Linked DNA regions of Homo sapiens: region 2 is linked to region 1. A link is an interaction called in ENCODE POLR2A ChIA-PET data of the cell type or tissue named here. Cell type or tissue: PC-9. All regions are shown on one strand. Links, peaks and the distances in the headings refer to the core of each region. The heading gives the core; the rest is flanking DNA. Region 1 holds the start of KRT7-AS (KRT7 antisense RNA 1). Region 2 holds the start of KRT80 (keratin 80).

Region 1 (11,590 bases), core at 2,378-10,377:
CGGGGCTGGGAATCTGAATGACTTTGTGTTCTGCTACTGACTGACGAAAAGTTGAGCTCCCAGAGTTGAAGTGATTTGTTCCAGGTCACACGGTTAGTAGGTGGAGCTAGTGGTGTTGAAACCATCTAGGTCTTTAGGAACTGGTCAAGTGCTAGGTTGGGGCTTCAGTTGCTCTGGGATACCAGTGCTGATGCCCACCATGCAGTCTGGAGGGTCAGCAGGGCAAGCTTCATGCTGTGACCATGTACAGCAGCTGTAGAAACTGTTTCTGGGTAGGGCAGTAGTATTTGGCCTGTGGGTTGGACAGGGCAGGCCTGCTTCCACCCCTACTAAATGTTCCCTGTACTGAGGACATGGTCTCCCTCTGCCCCATCTTGCCCCAACCCCCAGGATGTGGATGCTGCCTACATGAGCAAGGTGGAGCTGGAGGCCAAGGTGGATGCCCTGAATGATGAGATCAACTTCCTCAGGACCCTCAATGAGACGGTGAGGACCATGGAGCTGGGTGACATGTCTTATCCTACCCATTCTAACCAGGGAGCCATCTGGTCCAGCCCCCCGCCTCTGTGTCAGTCCAGATATGTGTCAGTGTGAGAAACAAACTCATCCGTCCAAACCCAAAGAATGGACTCAGAGACCTGGAGAACAGCGAAAGTGAGATTTTAATGACAGTCTTGCAAGATGGGTGTCTGATGGGCAGGCATGCCCAGCACAGCCACAACAAGCAATTTATCCTCTAGTGCACAGGTCCCTCCCTCCGTTCCTCACAGGCTGAGTACTATGGGGTCACGATCTTCCTGGACGTTGTCTATTGGTTGTTGGGTTGGGGCTTTAGGTGTTTTTTTTTAGGTTGTCTTGCTGCATTTTATTGCAGCCTACAATGCATTGCAATCCTAGTCAGCTCAAGGGCTCTTTAAGTATTTGACTTATGACCTAAGTAGCTGGGCAGGCTGATAAGAACAGAAAAAGTGAGCCATTTTGCAGGCTAGAAAACCTTCATTTTAGACTAAACTTCTTTGGTTCAGGTGAGGGCAAGAGAAGCTGGGGGCTGACAAGCAGGCACTGGCTATTCAAGCAAAGGGCTAGTATATCCTATTTCTTCTGTAGTTTGCTGACCTAAGCCAATTTAAAGCACTTTGTCTTGGAAATGGACCATTATATACATTATTTCCTTCATCAGGGGTTGCGAGGATTTATCCTGCCCTTTATCCCTTCTGGACTCAGGAATTCAGGACAGGCTAAGGATTCGGGAGGAGGTGGGGGTGAGTCAATCAGGATTGACCTTGGAGAGACATGGGATGATCGCAGCATTTCTAAGGAAGGGGGATTGGGTGGGACTGGAAGGAACCAGGAGGAGGTCAGGGGACTCCAGGTTGTGACAGGGTTCAAAGGTGGGCTAGGTAGGGCCAGCAGGGGAGCCCAAGTCAGGAGAGACTGGATTGCCTGAGCATTTACTCCCAGAGGGGCTGGGTGGGTAGCTGCCTGCCAACTCACCACTCTAATGTCCTCCCTTCCCTTCTTATTCTCTCCCTCTCACCCTTGTCCTCCGGGGTTTCCAGCTCTTTTTCTTCAAGGGGATTTAAAAATCTCTCCACTCTCATCAGTGTGAGTCTCTGGCCTTAGGCAGAAGGTAGGGTGGCCAGTCACCTGGCAGAGGCTAGGCTGGGCATAATTAGCTTGTGAGGTTAATTACAAACCAGTTCTTCAGCCTAGTCTTTGCCTGAACGTCCAGTCTCCACCAGCCCCTCAGAGCAAATGTCCACAGATTCATTAATTTCAGGGGAAGTTTCTTTGAGGCTTGCTTCAGGCACTTCTAATCTCAGGTCTTCCTGGGTCTATCACATGGTTTATTTATGTGTAAACACACATGTGTACACACACACACACACACACACACATATATATAAAGTTTTCTTTTCATGGTGAAAGTTTAGTTTATTTATGTGTAAACACACCTGTGTGTATATATATAAAGTTGTTTTCATGGTGAAAGTAATACATACTCATTGCAAAACAACCAAAAAATTAAGTAAATCGTAAATTGAAAATGGATTACTTGGCCAGGCGTGGTGGCTCATGCCTGTAATCCCAGTAGTTTGGGAGGCCGAGGTGAGTGGATCACCTGATGTCAGGAGTTGGAGACCAGCCTGGCCAACATGGTGAAACCCCGTGTCTACTAAAAATACAAAAATTAGCCAGGCATGGTGGCGGGTGCCTGTAATCCCAGCTACACGGGAGGCTGAGACAGGAGAACTGGTTGAACCTGGAAGGTGGAGGTTGCAGTGAGCCAAGATTGTGCCACTGTACTCCAGCTTGGGTGACAGAGCAAAACTCTGTCTCAAAAAAAAAGAAAAAAAAAAGAAAATGGATTACTTATACCCAATGCTACCATCTTTGTGTCTACCTTTCCAGACTTTTCTGTGCTTACATATACATAAAGATATAGAAATATACATTTTCAATAAAAATAGCATCATGCTTTATTTTAATTTTTATTATTATACTTTAAGTTCTAGGGTACATGTGCACAACGTGCAGGTTTGATACATAGGCATACATGTGCCATGTTGGTGTGCTGCACCCATCAACTTGTCATTTACATTAGGTATTTCTCCTAATGCTATCACTCCCCCCTCCCCCCACGCCCCCGACAGGCCCCGGTGTGTGATGTTCCCCGCCCTGTGCCCAAGTGATGTCATTGTTCAATTCCCACCTATGAGTGAGAACGCATCATGCTTTTTTTAATGCAACAGTATACCATGGGCATATTCCCCACAGGTAGTTGGAGCCATATCATCGGTGTACAGACTGCAGAGTATTCTGTAGCATGGTGGAATATGATAATTTCATCCATTCCCCATGGCCTCCCTCACAATAGAGCTCGTGCACCTACAGAACCTCACAGTGAGAAGTCACCACAGCGCACCACACTGTCCCTTTCCTTATCCCCTTTAACCCTGCCAGATTCTCGTTTGAGACACTGCTAATGGGCCCTCAGGGAGCCAAGGGTGGGCAGAATGAAGTAACTTAATGTGTGCTGGGTCTGGGCCCCCTTGCTGCCTGGTGACTCAGCCCACTCCCAGCTGTTCTCTCTTTTCTTTCCTTTGTGAGTGGGGAATCCCAGGGTGGGCGTGGGCATAGGATCCTGCCCTAAGTCCTGATGTCCCGTCTGGTCCCTACAGGAGTTGACAGAGCTGCAGTCCCAGATCTCCGACACATCTGTGGTGCTGTCCATGGACAACAGTCGCTCCCTGGACCTGGACGGCATCATCGCTGAGGTCAAGGCGCAGTATGAGGAGATGGCCAAATGCAGCCGGGCTGAGGCTGAAGCCTGGTACCAGACCAAGGTGTGAGGCCACCAGGGGCGTATTTCCTCCTGCCAGGGTCCTTGGTGGCAGCTTCCCTTACTCCTCAACTTGTCTCAAGCCTTCAGGGCCTGGGTCCCACTGTTCTGGCAGGCACCAGTGGTTTAAGTCTGTGGTGCTCAGCCCTGGAGAAAATCCCAAGATGGGAGGACAGGGCAGAGGAAATAGATATGGATTAATCATTATAATAGCTAAAATATGGCAAGTACTTACACAGTACTAGGCTCATGTAATTATTGACTCATGTAATCCACAGAACAGCCCTATTAGATAGGCATCATTATTACCCCCATTTTGTTTTATTTAATTTAATTTATTTTATTTCTATTTTTTGAGATGGAGTCTTGCTCTGTCACCCAGGCTGAAGTGCAGTGGTGCGATCTTGGCTCACTGCAACCTTTGCCTCCCTGGTTCATGTGATCCTCGTGCCTCAGCCTCCTGAGTAGCTGGGACTACAGGTGTGCACCACCATGCCTGGCTAATTTTTTTTGTATTTTGAGTAGAGACGAGGTTTCACCATGCTGGCCAGGCTGGTCTCAAACTCCTGACCTCAGGTGATCCACCTGCCTCGGCCTCCCAAAGTGCTGGGATTATAGGCGTGAGACACCGCACCCAGCCTATTACCCCCATTTAAAGATGAGGAAATTGAGGCACAGAGAGGTTAAGTAATTTGCCTAACTGCATACAGCTAGTAGATGGAAGAGCAGGGACTAAATCCTGAATGTGAGGGCCCTAGACCTGGGAGGCTTAATCATCACATCTACTTCATGGTGGCAGGACAGTTGATGGTGCAGGGGCTGAGGGAGCAGGAGTGGGTGCTGGGGTGAACCAGTGTTCCTGAAGAAGGGATCCCGAGGCAAGGATTGAGAGGTCTGCCCCTGCAGAGATAGAGAGTCATTCATGGTGCCTGGGTGAGAACACAAGTATGCCAACAAGAAGACCTGGGTTCAGGCCCTCGTTCCATCACTGATTGGCTGTGTGATCCCTGGGTGGTGCTTTCTCTTCTCCAAGACTCACTCTCCTCACCTGTGAAATGGGTGTTCTGGGTGTTGAATGGGTGCGAATCTCAAACTCTCAGTGATTCTCCAGCAGAAGGGCATGGTGGGAGTGGAAGAGCCCTGGGGTCCATGGGGATGGGACTGCGGAGCCTTGTCTGTCCTCCCTGCCTGGCTTGGAGGAGAATGAATCCCTTCCTCACACTGCTGTCTGGTCTCCTGGCATCGGGCAAAGGTTGATGGGAGTCAGACTGTCCTTCCCTGAAAATATAAGTTGGGAGGGGCCTTGGGTGGGGAGAGGGATGAGTTACCTGTACTCACTGCCCATCTCTCTGCCATAACTCTCTGTATGGCCCCTCCAGTTTGAGACCCTCCAGGCCCAGGCTGGGAAGCATGGGGACGACCTCCGGAATACCCGGAATGAGATTTCAGAGATGAACCGGGCCATCCAGAGGCTGCAGGCTGAGATCGACAACATCAAGAACCAGGTGGGACAAGTCCTCCTGGCTTCCCCTGCTACTTGGGGCATGCAGGGGTGGCCAGCTGAGGCCAAACTCAGGATGTGGAGCAGGAGGTTCCCATCTCCCGGCCAAAGCTGGTGCCACTGTCTCAGACCCCCTTGTGAGATCTCCAGCACAGAATGTTCTTGGCCAGGTCCTGGCATGGGCTGATGGGAGAAAGGTCCTGGATGTGCACAGAGCCTGTGGAGGGAGACTCAGGCTGGCTGGCCAGAAGAAAGCCACCACTGGTTCCACATTGATACTGAGCACTCTGCTTGCACCTGGTTCTGGCTGCAGGGCGCTGTCCCTGGGAGCTCATCATTCATTGCAGGGACAGAGGACAGCAGAAGACCTTATAATGACTCACATGGCCCTTTCCCACCCACTCCAACCTCACTTTCCACGATTCCCCTCACTCTGCTCTGGCCATGCTAACCTGCTTCCTGCATCTTGCATTTGCCAAGAATGGTCATGCTTCAGGGCCTTTGCACTTGGCGTTGCCTCCCCCTGGAATGTGGTTCTCCCAGCTCTGTCCATGGTTGTTGTTTTCTCCTCCCTGGGGTTTAGGAAAAGACCCCTTCTCAGAGACGGCACTCTCAAACACCAGCCCCTCTATCGGCAGCCTGTCTGAAGTTCTTTGAAGCCCCTGTCACTCTCTGAAATGTTCTGTCTTATTCATTAAGTGATTGATGGTCCCTACCTCCACTGGAATATAACAGATGCCTGGAGAGCAGGGACCCTGTCTGTCTGGTTCACTGCTCCTCTCTTCCAGCACCTGGCACATGGCAGGGGCACGGGTCTCAGATGAGAGACTGCCTGGGAGGATGAGCTTTGCTGGAAGCTGGGGTTGGAGGTGTTGATGGGGGAAGGGCCCCCAGCCCTGGCTGAGTAGTGTGTGGCCAGGGCAGCTCAGCCTGTGCAGGTGTCTGCAGTGGAGAGAGGGGGAGGGCACACATGTGGAAGCTTCGGAAAGCTGATTTCCAGATGAGCTGTGGGTGGTGGGGGGATGTGAGGGTGATTTACCCACAAATGTCCTCCCCTTGGAGCCCTGTGGGCCTGTTTACAGGAGGGCGGAGGCTGCCTTGGGGCACAGAGGCAGGGCCGTGAGTCACCCCATGAAGTGGGCCAGCTTCCAGGCCAGGAGGGGAAGCACAGAATAACAAATGGTGGTTTCCCAAACCCTGCAGCCTCTACTACATCCGGTTCTCCTCTCACACAACAGGGCGGATCCAGGCCTATAGCCAGGTGTCTACCACCACTGAGGGGCGTCATGGGGAGCTACAAGGGGTCTCCAGAGGCAGCGGGGATGGCGTTGGCTCTGGGGGCACCAGTGTGACAGGGCAGGGCACCGAGCTGTGGCCGAGGGGCAGAGTGTCAGAGGGCCTCCTGGGGAATGCTGTCTCTGGCAGAGAGGCAGACTGCCTCCACTGAGGGAAGAGGATCTGAGGATAGAGAATGGCCGGTAAGAAGGGAGAGAAGTCCTTGCCCAGGGGACAGGGATGGTGGTTTTCTGAGCTAAACAAGATGAGGCCTGGGACTATTCAGGCTCCTGGCAGTGGGGGCTGAGCCTAAAGCAGAGGGCACTCTAAGGCCAGGGAGAAAGTGGCAGCTGCTCCAGGCAGGCACAGGTCTGGAACCAGAGCATCCCTGACCAAACCCGGGGACTGTGAGTCATGCATCTCATGGCATCTGGGGGCATCTAGGAGGGTCTCTCTGCTCCAGGCCCTCCTATTCTGCGCCTGCTCTCAACTGGTTCCTATTTTATAGGTGGTTTCTGGTCTTTGTCAGCTGCCTGACATCTGGAGACTCAATTAAGATCCCATGGTCTTCGAGCTCCTGCAGCTGGGGGCTGGGGCTGGGGGACTGGGGGTTTGAAAATCATAATAGCATTCATTAAAAATGATCACAATAGCATTTATTAAGCACTTGCTGTGTGCTAGACATTGTGCCACGGACATCTTGTATATTATCTCATTTCATCCTCAAAATCTCCTGATGTTCTCTTAGAAAAGAGGGGACTTTGGCTTAGCAGGGTTGATTCATCCATGGTCACACAGCTAGTAAGTGGCAGAGCCAGAACTGGAACATAGGCGTTGGATATCCAAACCTATGTGTTTAACCCTTAGGATTCTCTGGTACTTGGGGGAGTAGGTGGTGCCAATGAAGCCACCTTAAGCAAGTTGCCCGGGTGCTCACTGCAGGATGGGCAGGCAGGAAGGCAGACTGGTGAGCCCCAGCTTACAGCTGCACTGCTGCCCACAGCGTGCCAAGTTGGAGGCCGCCATTGCCGAGGCTGAGGAGCGTGGGGAGCTGGCGCTCAAGGATGCTCGTGCCAAGCAGGAGGAGCTGGAAGCCGCCCTGCAGCGGGGCAAGCAGGATATGGCACGGCAGCTGCGTGAGTACCAGGAACTCATGAGCGTGAAGCTGGCCCTGGACATCGAGATCGCCACCTACCGCAAGCTGCTGGAGGGCGAGGAGAGCCGGTGAGGACAAGGAACCTGGAAAGGGGATGCTTCTAGGGCTCCGTGGGGTTTGGGGCTTGACATTCATCCATTTACAAGCATTTCCTGTATGCCCCTCCTCTGCAGGGCACTGGGTGTGGGGATGCAGGGAACACAGAGCTGATGCTTGCCTCTTTGCCTTCAATGAGATGACCTTCTAGAAGGAAAGACCATGGAGTGTGAAGCTCAGTGGGCAGGTTGAAATGATAACAGTCCCTTTGTGTGTGCGGCTTCTTAGGGTTATCATATTTGATCCTCAGCACACATTCAGGTAGTCAGGTCAGAGACGATTGATTCCTTAGTCTCCAGAGGGGAAAGCTGTGGTTGAGTTTCATTAATTGAGGGAATAGGGCCAGAGTGCAGTCAGGGTGTGCTGATTCCTGCTCCAAGGATCTTCCAGGACGCCAGGCTGCTTCTCACTACAGAACTAAGTGCTACATCATGTGGGGCTAACTGACTGTGGTGGAGGGGGATCGTTTTGTTTGTCCCCAGAGATATTTGCAGACTCACTTGCAGTCAGAGAGGAGGCTGGAATGGGGGAGTCTGATAGCACATTCTTCATGAACCGCATGCCACCTCTGTCTATGCAGCTGGGCCTTCATGGGCATATTGTTGGGTTCGAACTCAACCTCTTCATTCTTGGCTTGTTATAAGACACCATGGCAACAGAGAATACGTAGGACATGTTTCTGCCCTCAGGGAGGTTGCAGAGGGTGGAGGAGACAAAACATCCACAGAGGAAACCCCCAGAGACCAGTAACTTACATTTGTAAAATGCTGAGTGTATACAAGAACTTATTCTTTTCTGAGTATTATTCCTAAGGGGCCAGAGAGAGACATGACGGAGGATGAATGGAGCAGCAGGGAAGGGAATGGGGAGTGAAGGGGTGCTAGGGCCGAGGGCCTGGGTGCTGGGAGGAGAAGAGGAGACACAGGGCCGCAGGGTATGAGTAGGAGGCGGAGAGGAGGAGGAAGGGGCTTTGCCCCTGCTGCTGACCCGCCTTCTCCCTGGGTTAGCACCCAGTCTTCTTTGTGGGAAGAAGAATTAACACCAAAAGTCTCTGGGAACACAGAAGCTGATCTGGGCACAGGGAGCTCCAGCCAAGATGCCTCTCTCTGCTTTCGCCTCTCCCACAGGCACAGGGCCCCCAAATTCTCTACAACCCATACCCTGGGCCTTCTGTTGTCATAGAAGTCAGAGTTGGGGGACTCTTAGAGTGGTACCTGATCTGGCTTCCTCCCATGGGAAGAAAAGGGGACTGAAGCTCAGAAATGGTCAGTAGTGTGCCCAAGGTCACACAGCACGCAGAGACATCCTCTTCTGAAAGCTTAATCTCAGTCTGAGCTGCTGTAACCAGGCTTAGATCCGGGTACTCTGAGAGGATATGGTTCCCCCAACCCTGGGGGGATATGGAGGTAGATACCTTGCTTTTATCTCTTAACTTATCAGAGTTGTGGTCCAGAAACTCATTCAAACTGGGAGGCCTACTTTAAGAATACAAAGTTACCAAAAAAACCCCACTTACTTAGAATGAGAAAAGTCACACAGATCACTAGAGCCTTGGACATTCAGGCCTCTTCCGTCTGAGTTCCTTAGGCATCGTACCAGAAATTCTTCGAGTTGCTGCCTGACTGCAACCTGGCTCCCTCTCCCCACCCACAAGTGCCAGCAACTCCCAGCACCAGCAGGGGCCATTTAAGCAAGCCCCCTGGAAGCTTTCAGCAAACCTCTCTCTTTCCCTCAGCCTTTGCTCTGCCTGCTTCCTGGGCTTGGGGCCGCAGAGGCCAGCGAGGCTCCCTTCATTCCCTCCACCAAAGCGAGGTCTTCCCTGCCCCCACAGAGCAAACTGATCCCCAAGGCCAAGGCCTTGGTGACAATGGGACTGTGAGTCACAAAACAAACATAGCCAGCTGTCCCGAATGGATTTTTAATTTCTACTGCAAGACCTGTTTCAGCCCCACTGGCTGCTTAAAGCCACCCCCACTCCCTGCTCCTTCCTTAGTCCTGGCTGGAGCCCCATTCAATCAGTCAACGATTCACGAATTATTTTGACATATATTAAGCAATGACTTCTCCAGGCCTCATACTGGGGATAAAAGTATCAATAGGCCACAGACACCTTTAGGATTTTATGATACGGTGAGGAAAGGCAGCCATCTACATAAATAACACATACAGCTACCATTCACCGAATCCCAGGTGCTCAGGGCTTTAGACAGATTATGTCATTTAACCCTCACAGGCCCATGAATTTGGTCCTGTAGTTGGGCCCAAGGCATAGGTGGGAAATGGAGGCCCTGAGACATTGCCTGGGGTCAGGTGGCCAGTGGATAGAAGGGCCAAGGTGAACACTCCCTTCCTGCATGCCTCCTCGCTCCTTTTACAAGGCTGAAGGCAGGCTGGAAGTGTGGGGCAAGAAGGAAAAATCAATGATCCTGCTTGGGGCCTGGAAGGAGAGAGGGCTGAGAGCGCTTCCCTCCCACGCTAGGAAAGAGCCGTCCTCACTGTCTGTCCTCTGCCCCCAGGTTGGCTGGAGATGGAGTGGGAGCCGTGAATATCTGTAAGTCCTTGGCTGCGGCCCATGGGAAGCATCCCTTGTGCTGTTTAGATGGGGCTGGGTCTAGAGAATGGCAGACTGGCCCAGGGCCCTGCTGGAGGGGCCAGGAGACTCCTTCCTTTCTACAGGGATTGACAGGTCCCCTGGAGCACATACTGCCAGGCTCAATGGCCTGGGAAGCACTACAAGAGGGCAGGGTGGGGCCAGGAGCACCTGGGGAGCAGCCCTACCCCTGTCAGATGCTCCTTCTGGGTTGGCCCATGGAGGGGGGCAGGGGTGAGGGAGAGGGGCAGCTGGGGCAGGAGGGTGGGGTGCAGTGAAGGGATGGGGTCCCTGGTAGGGAGCCTCACGCTGAAGAGAGCCCTCCTCTTTTCTCTCCCAGCTGTGATGAATTCCACTGGTGGCAGTAGCAGTGGCGGTGGCATTGGGCTGACCCTCGGGGGAACCATGGGCAGCAATGCCCTGAGCTTCTCCAGCAGTGCGGGTCCTGGGCTCCTGAAGGCTTATTCCATCCGGACCGCATCCGCCAGTCGCAGGAGTGCCCGCGACTGAGCCGCCTCCCACCACTCCACTCCTCCAGCCACCACCCACAATCACAAGAAGATTCCCACCCCTGCCTCCCATGCCTGGTCCCAAGACAGTGAGACAGTCTGGAAAGTGATGTCAGAATAGCTTCCAATAAAGCAGCCTCATTCTGAGGCCTGAGTGATCCACGTGCCTGGTATCCTGGCTTCATGAGGCTGGGCAGGGGAAAAGACGGGACTAGAGAAGGCAGGGTCTCCCTGGTGACTAGGAAGCCTTTTGTGCAGGAGACTGAGAAGGCACATGGTGGGATGGGGTGCTGCTCTAAGGAGCAGGACGCTTACCTAGGGTGAGCCTTGGCCTCCAGGTCTGGGGCTGATCCCAAAGATTCTCCTGAGGAAGCCCAGAAGAGCCACGGGGAAATGCAGGCTCTGCCAGCAATTGGGCCTTGGAGGGCTGCCCTGCTAAGGGGGTGGAAAGGCTGTTTGCCTCCCTCCCCCCATGCCCAGAGCTGCCAGAGCACATTCCTTTTGTGAGGAGGCCACAGACGTTCAGCTGCCCCAGCTTCCAGTTTCGGGTGGCCCAGCCAACTTTCATGCCAGCCGTCCTCAGCCCTTCCTGGTGCTGGGTCTGCCAGGCTCATGGTCAGCCAGGCCTGGGGCCCTGGAGAGGTCCTCTGCATCTTGAATTCTGTGGAGGTAGTGGTTGTGGGGGGGAGGTGTGTGTGTGCATGGGAGGAGGGTCCTAGAGTCTAGATCCCCGGTAACAGGTCTGTGCCTAGGACCTTAGTGGAGGGATGGGTTTGTATCTGGATCCATGGGAGTGGGGAAGGACATCTGTGTTAAGTCAGTGCTTGATGGGGGCTTCTATGTCAGAGTCCCCGACACACAGGTCTGTGTGTCTGTGAGTGTGGCAGGTGTTCTGTGGCAGGGCCTATGCATGGGGAAATGTGTCCCTGATGGGCAGCAGCACATATGATGGGTACTGTGGAGCCACAGGGAGGTCTCTGTGTCTGGGACCCCAGGGGTGATGGTGGTGGTGTGGATGGGGGAGCTATGTGGGATGTGTTGGCTTCTGGGAGGAAGTCTGTATATTTGACCCTATGGTCAGGGAACTTTCAAATGCTGAGGTGGGGGCTGGGGTGGAGAG
Region 2 (11,590 bases), core at 1,690-9,689, 53 kb before region 1:
CAGTTTCCCCAGCTAGAAGTTAGGAATGATAACACCTGCCTGCGCGGTCCTCTCCTTCCCTCCACCCTGTCCAGCCGAGCTCAGCCTGGGGCTCTCCCTGCCTCCTCCCCACCCTGCCTGTCCTCTCTATTCTCCTTCCCATCACCAGGCCCTCTGCTCTCCCCATTTGTTCTTCCAGCTCCCTCCTGCAGGAAGCTCTCTGTGACTCAGGTTGAAAGACTTCCCTCTTCCCTCCAGCACTGAGGCCTTCAGTTTAGCTGCTCCTCCTTTGTCCTGAGCCACTACTCTCCCCATGAGACTGTGGGGACACCTGGGGATGTGCTTTGGGATACGACAACAGCAGGTGCTCATGTGGCCCCTGCTGTGTGCCAGGCCTTGCTCTACATGCTTGACCCATGAAATCCCTGCAGCACCCCCATGGGTGGGTACTATTATAAGCTGTATTTTACAGATGAGGAAACCAGAGGTGATGGAACTTGCCCAAGGTCACAAAATTAGCAAGTGGCAGAGCCAGGCCTGGAATCCAGGAACTTTGGGTTTAGAACCTTTTAACCACTATGACACATGCGTCCTGTGTGTTGCTGGTCACTGTGGGCCCTGGGATCCCAGCTACCCTTCATGGGCTGGCTTCTGCCTCCAGTTAGGGACAGTTTTGCCTCGAGGTGAAACCCTGGGAGGGCTCTGAGCCCAGCTGCGCCTCTCAGACTCTGCCTACCATATGCCTCTTGCTGGGAGGGTCCTGCGCAGTCCTCTCCTTCCTTCTACCCAGTCCAGCCCAGCTCAGCTTGGGGCTCCCCCTGCCTCCCTCCTCCCCACCCTGGCTGTCCTCTCTACTCTCCTTCCCATCACCAGGTCCTCCTCTCCTCCCCATTTGTTCTTCCAGCTCCCTCCTGCAGGAAGCCCTCCATGACTCATATCTTGAAAGGCCCCCAGTTTACCTGTTTCTCATTTGTCCTGACCCACCACTTTCCCCATCACACTGGGAGCCATCTGCTCCCCCTTGGGGCCTCTCCTCCCTTGGTGCCAGGGATAGGCCATGAGGGCAGGCCATGAGGTTGGAGGCCTGGTTGGGGCCTGGCTCCCGTCAGTGTGGGTTGTTTGTCATGAGGATGTTTTGATAACCAGCCCAGTGATGCTCCCTATGGTCACAGGTGAGTAGCTGGGCCTTCTCCCACCACTGCCGGTGCTGCTGGCCCAGGCTCCCAGAATCGTAGCCTGCGAGAGCTGCCAGCAGCCTTTTGGATCAGCTGAGCTGGGCCCTTCATTTGCAGAGGAGGCAATGGAGGCCAGGGGTGTCAAGTGACTTCTCCAGGGTCACAAAGCAACTCGGTGGCCCAGCTTCCCAGAGAGCCCCATCTGATGGCCACTGCCCTCTCTGCACCTTCGTAGGCTCCCGAACGGTCAGGTGGGGCCAGCCCCTCTCTCTCTGCTCTGCTTCTTCAGGGTGTCCTTGTTTTTCCTGAAGTGCTCTGACGACCCTTCGACATTCACAGCAGACAACGCCAGCAGGAATACTGGATGATGGCGTTTGACGGTATTTGCGGGCTGCCATTCCCCTGCATATCTGTACTGGTAGGTTCTGCTTGAAGCCAACCTTAATCCTGCTCTCTGCTGTACTCACAGCCAAACAGGTTCAGTAGGGATGGAGGTCAAGAGGGTTTCTGCCCTGCCTTGTGAGTGTGAGAGGGAGCGTTGGGGGGGCAGGTATCTGCTCACCCCACCTTGCCTCCGTTTTGACAAGCAGGAGCCCCATGTTTACACTGAGGGTGGAGTGAGAGGAGAGATGTGAGGCTCCTTCCTCCACCCATGAGCAGCAGAGAAATCTTCACACCAGGAAGTTCTTCCTACAGTCTAACCTCAATTCCCTATGCTTCAGCACTAGCTCGCTGGGACATGGTGTGCGTTTGGCCGGCCAGTCCAGCTAGAAGGCATCTGTGGTCTTAGGGGATCAGGGACAGCCCCCTGTTTTCTGCTGCCCTTGGGGGAGTCTCTGGTTGTCTCAGTGGGCGGGGATGGAAATTCATTCCCCACTTGGGACCTTCCTTGCAGAAAGGCTCCTCCCTCTCAGAACAAGGACCTGGGGAGGGCTCATAATCCTGGTGCCCTGAGAGGTGCCAGGTTAATTGCCTCCAACCCAGGAAGACTGCCGAGCCTTCACCTCTGATTCCTCCTCTCTGTTCTGCCTGGCCCTCTGCCCTTAGATCATACAGTAGCAGCTGTAGCAGGGACCTCTCCATTTTACAGATGAAGAAACTGAAGCCCAGTTGAAAAGTAGGGCCAGGTTGGGGCTGAGGTTAGGGGAGAGGCATGTTGTTTTGTGGGGGAAACCGAGCAGCCTAAACTGGAACTCCTGGAGGGAGACAGGCCGGACATCCCAGAGGCTGCAGGTCTTACAGGGGAGTGCCTCTGGGCCACACAGGTAGTGTTCCTTAGCGGGGGCTGTTGAATCCCCGGCCTTCAGCCAGACATTGGCTTTAGCCAGGGAGCCTCAAAGACTCACGAGCAGTGGCTGGTTTGTGCTTTTCTGCATACAGGCAGGGGGAAGGCTGACTTCAGCTCTTCCAGAGGTCACACAGGCCTCGGTGAAGACATTGTCTCCATCCCTCTGTCTCCATCCCTCTGTCTCCAGGCATTTTACCACTGCTCATAGGTTCCCTCTCTACAGCCTCCCCAGGATGAGCTCAGGCAGTCCTGCCTCTTGCCTCTCTCTCCATCCCCTCTGTTGTCTGTGTGTGCGTGAAGGCAAGAAGCCCAGCCAGCAGCCTCTGCTGGAGGTCGGCCTTGCGCCCTCCCTGCCTCCCCTGGCCTCTCCTGCTGCTACTGCTTCTCCTCATCCCCCTTCATCTCATGACTGTTGCCTTACCAGTCCTTCCACTGGGACGAGCTCAGGACCACCGGCAGAGCAGAGCAGTGGAATCTGGGGCGCAGAGAGGGTAAATGACTTGCCCAGGAAAACGCAGCCAGCAAGTGGAAGAAACCACAGTGTTCCAGGGCCTCTACCACCTCCTGAGAGTCTCTGCTCCTCCTGAGTGCTCCCAGGTTCCTCTCAGTTCCTCAGAGGGCCCCCACCCCTCTCCTCTCTTTACCCAGAGCCCCCACCCACTGGTCATGGCGTCTCACCCCTGGGCCTTCCTCTGGGTCCATAATTGCTCAACAGCCCTGCGCCGTACCTCCTGCCCATGAGTCCCTTCACTCCTCTATCCGGCAGGGAGCCTCTCCCCACCTGCTCTCCAGGCTCCTGCCTGGAAGGGGCTAACTGGGTTCTAGCTGCTCCCTGGGCCAGGCCCATTTATTTCATTTTTTATTTAACAGTTATAATATACTTAATATATACCAGATATGTTCTAAATTCTTTTCAAAAATTCTCCCATTTGATTCTAATGAGCCTGCTAACCTAATGTGTGCTGAGGCACAGAGAGGTTAAATAACCTGCCTGAGACAACACAGCTGGTCAGTAGTGGACCGGGATTTAAACCCCACAATGCTGCTCCAGATTTCACATCTTAACCACTTCCTGCTTCCATGTGGGCCCTCACAGCCTCCACAAGGAGGCAAGGAGGGTGGGGCTAACAGATCTTTGCAGAGTTGAAGGGTCAGCTGGGGCCCCTTGGGGCCCTGCAACCAGGGCCCCCAAACGGCCAGTACCCACAGCTCCCTGTGTCCCACCCTGAAGGGCACCCCATCTCAAGGTCAAGGCTAAGGGTTGGGAGGCTCCAATTCTGCTAAAGAACTTCAAGGGCATTGCCCTGGTCTCTGGGCACAGGACCCCAACCCTGAGGGCCTCTTCCCTGTGCTTATATCCTCCCATCCCCATGGCAGGGGCACAGGGTGATATCAGTGCTGGCGTTTGAGGGAGAAAACCACCCATCTGAGCCAAATTCCATAGCTCAGTGAAGCATTCCTTCTAAGGGATTAAACTGGGTTTGGTCAGGAGGTGGCTCTTTAGGGACCTGCCTCCCCAGGGCAGCTGGGCTGCTCTTAGAGGGAGAACCAGCTCAGCAATGCAAGGCTCTGTGCAGTTAGGGCTGGGGGAAGGGATGCTCTGCCTCAGTGGACTGTGGTCCTTCCCCTCTGGGTACCCAGGGGTACCCCAGGTGTGGATGATGAAACTCTGGTCTAGGCACATGAATGGAAGAAGGAAAGAAAAGATTCCCACCACAGAGACCACTGACTTCGTGTCTCAACAGACCTGAGTTCAAATCCAGACTACCATTTGCTGGTTGTGTGATCTTGGGCAAGGCACTTAGCCTTGCTGGTCCTCAGTTTCCTCATCTGCACAGTTGGGAAAATAACAGCCACTGCAGGGTGGCAGTGTGGCTTGAATTTCATTGCATTTGCAATGTTCCTCCAGAGGGCAAGGCATAAGTAGATGCTCAATGCATGTTACTTTCTTCCCTCTGCCCCTCTCTGTGAGCTCCCACCTCATGGGGGAGACCAGCAACATGCAGAGGAACACAGAATCAGAGGCCAAGAGCAGACAAGGACTGAGCCAGGGGCTGAAGGCTGGACCTCTGGTTTACTGGCAGGTTCAGAAATGTACAGTTTTCCTTATCTGTGAAATGGACATAAAATTGTCTTCTCCCATAAGGTTGTTGAGAGAAATACAGATAAACCTGAAAAGCATCAGCACAGTGCCTGGCACATAGTAAGCAATTAACCAATGGCAGCTGGCACTATCATGATTATTCTTGAGGGTGCAGGAGGGTGCAGAGTCAGGAGGAGTTTCTTGGAGAAGATGAGTAAAGAACAGATTTGGGAAGTGGATAACTTCCTTGGGAGCTCCCTTGCCCTGGGAGCAGAGGTGGACACGAGTGCCCCAGACCTGTTGCAGGCCATGGGTAGTGGAGTCTAGGAAGTGTGGTTGTGATGCTGAGGATGCACCTCCCGCAGTCAGGAGGGGCGCAGGGTGCAGGAAGGCCCAACTGGCTTCCCTGTTCTGACTCGAGGCATCGTCCCCTGCATTCCTATCTCCTGACACCTGAGCTGCACCCTCACTTGCAGCAGTCTGGGCAGCAACCTCCTTCCAGCAGCCCCGCACTCACCCTCCACCCTGCTGGCTTTTCTGACTGGGGCAGCTGAGAGAGATGCTGTGGGACCAGAGGCTTGAGGGATAAACAGGAGCGTGGTGCCTGGGAGGCCATCTCCCCTGTCCACTTGCCTCAGAGTAGGACCGCAGAGCATGCCTCCATCAGCCATTCCTGCGAGAGGGCACCCCTGGCCACACTAGGTGGTCCTCCCCAGTCCCTGCCTGGGTGGTGGGTGACCCCAGGTCATGCAGCATGTTATTATCAACACATCCCTCAAAGGCCATCCTGGGGTCCCTTTCTCCCCACATGCCAGGATGGATCAGGGACTTCCCTCCCCCAGCCTCTGCTCAGAGCTAGCCTGTCGGGTTAGCAGTGCCATCTCCCCATTGGCTGGGTGCAGGGGTGGGGCGCGGTGATCGATGCTCAGGGAAACACAGAGCTCAGCTACCGGCCCAGGCCTGGCAGCCCTTCATGTTTGGGACCCCCTACTTGTGCTCACCTTGCCAATTAGGGAGGCAAATTTATCATTGAGGGCCTTCATCTCCTCCTTCTCCTGGTTCTTCAGCTGCTGAACAGCGGGGTCCAACTTGACATCCAGGGGCACCAGCAGGCCGGGGTTCACAGTCACCTTGGAGATAGTGCCAGCCGACCAGCAGCCTGTGAGGCTGCGGGAGCTGAAGCCCGGCCCGGGGGCCCTGCAGCTGTCCCATCCTGAGGTTCCAGGCCGGGGGCTGCCCACCGGGGTCACCTCACAGCTGCTGAGGCTGCTGAAGCCAACCACGCAGGAGCGGCAGGCCATGGTGCCCCCGGCCGGAAGCAGGAGGGCCCAGGGGGGTGAGCGAGTGAGCCTGGGGTTGCGTCGGGTGGCAGGCTCTGGTTGCTCTGGTCACAGCTGGGGCGGGCTGGGGACTGAGGAGCAGACACCTGTTGCACAGTGCTCATTAGCTGCAGGAGGGCGGGACGCCTCCCAGCCTGACCAACCTGTTGGATGATGTGGGTGCTCCCGCCCCTCCCCCAGCAGCATGTAGGTCTCCCTCCCAACAGGTATCTGCATTGCTTAGGGGGCTGGTCCACAGCCCCCTGCCCCAAAGAAAGCAGGCCTAGCTCTGGGGAGGGGGCCAAGGCTGGACTGGCCGGGTGGGTTGGGGGTGGGGAGTTGGCAAAAGGAAGGCCATTCAAGGGGGCAGGAGAGAAGAGAGAGCGCCTCACCGCAGACCTCACTGCATACTTGAAGGCTGACGTATCTGGGCTCACATACTTCTGGAAAAGATGAGTCAAGCATAGGCCTTGAGCTCCCGAGTGTAGGGCAGCTATCCTGGGCACCGTGCCAGCCTGGCACTGGAAAACAGCACTTATTATTTATTTTCTGGCTGCCAAAGAGTCTCCCTGGCTTATCTTCCCCCTTCCTTCTACCCCCTCTCCCTTCCTTCCTTCCTTCACTTTAACTAGCATTGATTGAGGACCTACTATGTACACCCTACTGTCTCAGAGGCTGGGAGGACATAGACGGTCAAGGCCAAGGAGCTCTCAGCATTGGAAATGTGAGACCTGGTTCAAGACTCAGCTGGACTGCTCACCACTCATGTGACCTCAGGCACGTTACTTGACTTTTGTCTTCATTTGTAAAGTGGGGATGAAAACACCCACCTCACAGGAGGTAGCATGTACAAAGCACTTGGTAGAGGACAGGGGACAAAGTTGGCCTCAATCAGTGGTACTGCCTTCCGGGTGCTGAGTCTAGCAGGGGCGATGGGTATGGCTGAATGCAGCTCTGCTCTGGGGCAATGAGAATCCCTGCCTTCCTCACACTCTTTCCTCCCCACTCTTCTTTCTCTTCTCTGCCTCCTTTGACCTCTTTTACACCATCTGTGAAGTAGAAATAGAAAAGACCCCATTTTGCCCCCACAGAGCCTCTGACAGGGCGGCAGAGGCCCACCTGGCCCAGGGCAATGCCTACCTTTCCACAGTTCCTGAGACCCCACTCTCCCACCCCAGGGGGTTACCAGCTCTCCCAGCCCTGCGTCTCCTTTCCTGGCCTGGTGGTCCTGATGTTCTGGCCCTGGTGGCTGGATCTGCATGTCTTTCCTGGACCTGGCTCAATCCTGCTCTGGGTGGCAGGGGCCAGAGCAGAGAGAGGAGTGTGTCTGGGAGAGTCACAGATGGTCAGAGATAGAAGGGGTAGCAGCCCCCTCTGGGCCCAGAGGAAGAGAGAGCCCCTGAGCGGGGAGAACCATTTGCCAGTCACATCGCGGACCCTGGGCCTCCACCTCCAGGGCAGACATCTTTTTCACACACTAGGCACTTCTGGCTCACAAGGGCACAGGACCCTGTCTAGAGGCCACGGGTCCATCCTAAGCCTGATCCCAGGATCTGGTGCCGGGTAGGGTAGCGAGGCACTGGTGGGTGACTGACGTGCGCCACGCTCCCCACTCAACACCCACGTGTGGGGCCACCTTGGCCTCCCACCGTCCTCACTCTGGCCTGGCATCCGAATGGCATGTGGTCAAGCACAGCACCTTGCCCCCCACCCGTCACCCCTGTGTACTCTGTGGGGAAGGGAGGGGGCAGCAGTGGCGTCTGGGCTCTGCCAAGGCCAGAATAACAGCTGATACATCAGATATGTCCCAGATGCTTTGCAGGAATTAGCTCCTCAATCCTGACAACCACCACTTGAGGTGGACACTTTAATTCTCATCACTCCAAATGACAGAGGAGGAGGCTCAGGGGGCTGGAGTGTCTAGTCTAAGGCCACACGATTATGATGGATGGGAACCTGGACAGTTGGGGTGAGGAGCTCTTTAATCTGAGCCTCTAAGTTTTAGGACCCCTAGAAAGGGTAGCGGGTTAGAGAAGGAAGCTGCCTTCTTACTGTCTGGGGTGCAGTTTAGGGCAGCCCCGCCACCTAATTCTCTCGGAGCCGAACGCTTTTTTCTCCCAAGTGCCTGTGCATGACTTAAATCTATTTCTTGCTTCCTTCCTTTGGCCTCAGTCAGCTCCTGAGAGTTGACAGGTCTTGGTTAATTGCCAAGTCCCTGGCTCCTAGGCTGGCTTTGCAGGGCTTGCCTCTTGGGCCCCACACCAGGGGGCTTTGCTTTCGGATGTCTTCACCTCCCTGGAGCAATGGAAGGCATGCTAGCCTGGGGCTCTGGGCTGGGGGAGGTATGTGGGGCTTGCCTGTTGCTTCCTTTCTGGCCGGACAGTCTTCCTTGGGTGCAGTCAGTAGAGATGTCTTTGACTGTCACTGCTGTGGCTGCCAAACAGGAACAGCCACAAAAAAGCCCCAAATAAACAAAACTCCACAAACAGCCCAGCCCTACCTCCTCCCTCTCCCCTCCTCACCCCGTCTCCTTTCCTCCCCCAGCTCATCTTCAATCCTCCTGACAACCACCACTTGAGGTGGATGCTTTAATTCTCATCACTCCAATTGACAGAGGAGGAAGCTCAGAGGGCTTGAGTGCCTAGTCTAAGGTCACCCAGTTATGATGGATGGGAACCTGGACAGTTGGAGTGAGGAGCTCTACTCCCTTTACTCTGGAACTGGCATCCCTGGGGGTCCTGGTCCAGGCTGCACTCTCTGAGCAGGGCTCTCTGTCCCAGCTAGGCCAGAGGGCCTGACATCACCCTCTCCTGGCCTTGGTACAGAGCCTGAACCACCTGGGGGCTTGGACCCCCACCCAGGGAAGCAGGAGGCCTGGCAGGGGTTGGGAGGTGGGAGATGGAAAGTGGGGGAAGGTTTCCGTCTCTCTGAGGATGTTTGGGTACCCAAGCAGTCTCCAACTCCCTCCTGGATGTACAAATAAACAAACCTGCTTGGGGCTTCAGGTGAGGATGGGCTTGGACAACCCCCGCTAGAAATAACACCTGGACATCCTGTACCCTCTGGGACTCCGGAACCCTGCTCTTCTAGTCCTTACATGGTCCAGGGACAGGAATCTACATCTCCCTTTCCTGCCTCTTGAGTCTATCCCCTTTACCCCAGTCCCCTGTCACTGGTAACAGGACACAATCCTGATGATCCAGGAGGCAGAGAAAGAGCAGAGGAGGGGCTGGGCTGGCTAGAGGCGAGGAATGGGGAAGAGGCTTAGGCTGGGCTGCCAGAGCCTCCTGGAACTGGTCTTGAAGTGAGGGGGAGTTTTCTTGTTTTTTCTCTCTCCTCCTCCCATTTCCTTCTCCACGTCACTCCCACCCAACCTGTGGTCTGTCTCCTTCGCATTCTCATCCGCCTCCTCTGTGTTTTCGATTGTCATGCTCTCTCTCACTTATCTTACTGTCTGTCTGTCCCTCTCGGAGTCACCTGCCCACTCAGAGTCCTGGCCTGGAGCTCCTCCTTTCGGCCCTGGGTGGGGGCAGAGGGAACAGGGTTTGTGTCCTTGCAGCCCAGTTGGATGTCCTTATGAGAATGGCATCCCTGTGTCATAGTTTCAGCGCCTCCTCTTTGCCTTGCTCCCCATTTGGCCTGAGGCCTCCTGGCCTGTGGAGCATCAGGTCTCTGGAAATGCTGGATGGCAAGACATAGTTGTTGGGTGAATGTTCCAATGGGCACATCCTAGCCTGGGTCAGGCTCTGGGGCAGGATTTGACTCTTGGGGAGACAGACAGGGACTCTCTGGGCAGGGGAGCCAGCAAAGGGTTTGGAATCTACAGGGGAAAATCTTTGTATCACTGCAGGACATGATGGGAAGGAGGGCCACTCCTCCAAGAAGCCTTCCCACATGAGCCTGCTCAAGTTTCTGTCAATCTTTCATCTTCTCCCCTAAATGCATGTCCCCACCTATGGTCGTGATCTGGGTCAGTGCCATCTCCCTTATGAAGTTAGCAACTCCTGGCCTTTATTCTCTGGATATTCCCTTTGAGCAGGGCTGATCCAGGGTCCAAGTCCTGGGAGTGGGAGGACCTAGGCTGGGGGCTGAGGGTCTTTGGCAGACTGTGGCTATGTGGTTAGAAGTTCTTTTTTTTTTTTTTTTTTGAGACAGAAGTTCTTTTTTTTTCTGAGATGGAGTATTGCCCTGTCGCCCAGGCTAGAGCGCAGTGGCGTGATCTCAGCTCACTGCAACCTCTGCCTTCTGGGTTCAAGCAATTCTCCTGTCTCAGCCTCCCGAGTAGCTGGGACTACAGGCACATGCCACCATGCCCAGTTAAATTTTGTTTTGTTTTGTTTTTAGTAGAGATGGAGTTTCACCAGGTTGACCAGATGTTCTTGATCTCGACCTCATGATCCGCCTGCTTTGGCCTCCCAAAGTGCTGGGATTACAGGCGTGAGCCACCGCACCTGGCCCCCCCTTTTTTTGTAACAGTATTTTACTCTGCCACCCAGGCTTGAGTGCAGTGGTGCGATCTCGGCTCACTGCAACCTCTGCCTCCCAGGTTCAAGCGATTCTCCCGCTTCAGCTTCCCGAGTAGCTGGGATTACTGGTGCGCACCACCATGACTGGCTAACTTTTGTATTTTTTGGTAGAGACAGGGTTTCACCATGTTGACCAGGCTGGTCTTGAACTCCTGACCTCAAGCAATCTGCCCGCCTCGGCCTCCCAAAGTTCCAGGATTACAGGTGCCTGGCCTGTGGTCAGAATTTCTGAGGGTCCCAGAGCTGAGGGTTGGGGACGTAAGTGTAGGTGTGGGAAGGGTCAAGAAAGGAGAACTAACAGCAAGGATAGAGAAATTAAGCCTCCTCCACATGCCAGGCAGGCTATGGAGACATGGAAGAGGCAATGACCCAGGTGACGGTGTCTACGATGCCTTCCCAGATAGGGACCATGAGCTCAGGCCTGAAGGAAGAGCAAGAGCTGTCCAGGCAGGGGAGGGGAAGGGTATTTCAGGCTGGGCCAGCATTATGTGCTGCGGATGTGAGAAATTATTTGTGTGGGGTTTTGACAGAGAATGACAACTGAATGAATGAATGACTACTCCAGCTGGTGTTACTGGAGTGTTGGAGGTACTGTAGAGCTCAGAGGAGCAGTGACGCCCTTGGAGTCCCACAGAGGCTTTCATCAAGGCATGTCTTTACTGTGCATACTATCCTTCAGGGGCTCCCCGTGGCTTTGGGGATGGAAGATTCCTCGGAATGCCAAACCCAATCCTTCTTCCTTGCTGGGTCTCACCTCCACTATGCCTTTTTTCTCTCCACAGCCCTGCCCATTTTCCCACCCGCCGACCCCACCACACTGGCCACCTTTCCCTGCACCTGCTGAGTGGTGTCAGGTGATTGGGTTGAACAGCACAGATATAGAACAATTCCATCATCACATATGGTCCTATCGGACAGTGCTGACCTGCAAAGCAGGCATCTGAGATGGGTCAGGAGGCTGCAGATTCCTGGAGGCTGTGAAAGGGTTCAAGACTGTCCAGCGGGCAGCCTGGGATGTGGCAGGAGCACTGAACCTGGACTTAGGAGACCTGGTTTCTGGTCTGGGGCTCTGCCACTCACCAGCTGTGTGGTTTGGAGCCAAATGCTTGGCCTCTCTGGGCCTCAACGGCCTGTAAAATTAGGTTGTACTACAAATCTTTTTTTTTTTTTCCAGTTTAGTTCAACAAACGTTCCTCAAACTGTAGTGGAGCCTCTTGCTC

Evidence for each region. ChIA-PET counts read pairs that join two places held together with the same protein. Peaks named below come from ENCODE experiments on the same cell type or tissue, not always from the same donor. Only the 100,000 strongest peaks of a DNase experiment are listed, where the experiment ranks them.
Region 2: POLR2A ChIA-PET joins it to region 1 with 26 read pairs; 7 of 35 experiments call an interaction of 5 or more read pairs at or near these places.

The regions. Positions count from the first base shown.
Region 1 is chr12:52,238,290-52,249,879 of GRCh38, forward strand. It overlaps KRT7 (keratin 7), which reads left to right. Exons shown (of 9, transcript NM_005556.4): 4 at 391-486; 5 at 3,183-3,347; 6 at 4,723-4,848; 7 at 7,123-7,343; 8 at 9,888-9,922; 9 at 10,302-10,632. The coding sequence ends at 10,471. KRT7-AS (KRT7 antisense RNA 1) reads right to left here and starts at 9,159. Exons shown (of 2, transcript NR_146274.1): 1 at 8,888-9,159; 2 at 6,754-8,179. RefSeq lists enhancers at 4,552-5,527, 5,921-6,350, 6,401-6,550, 11,511-11,590. In PC-9, for the core only: no CTCF peak of the experiment used is centred there; DNase peaks (open chromatin) are centred at 5,222, 5,812 and 9,262; H3K4me3 peaks cover 1,234 bases; H3K27ac peaks cover 7,773 bases.
Region 2 is chr12:52,186,077-52,197,666 of GRCh38, forward strand. It overlaps KRT80 (keratin 80), which reads right to left and starts at 5,938. Exons shown (of 9, transcript NM_182507.3): 1 at 5,527-5,938. The coding sequence starts at 5,826. In PC-9, for the core only: no CTCF peak of the experiment used is centred there; DNase peaks (open chromatin) are centred at 5,965, 6,295, 8,175, 9,055 and 1 weaker place; H3K4me3 peaks cover 2,867 bases; H3K27ac peaks cover 6,357 bases.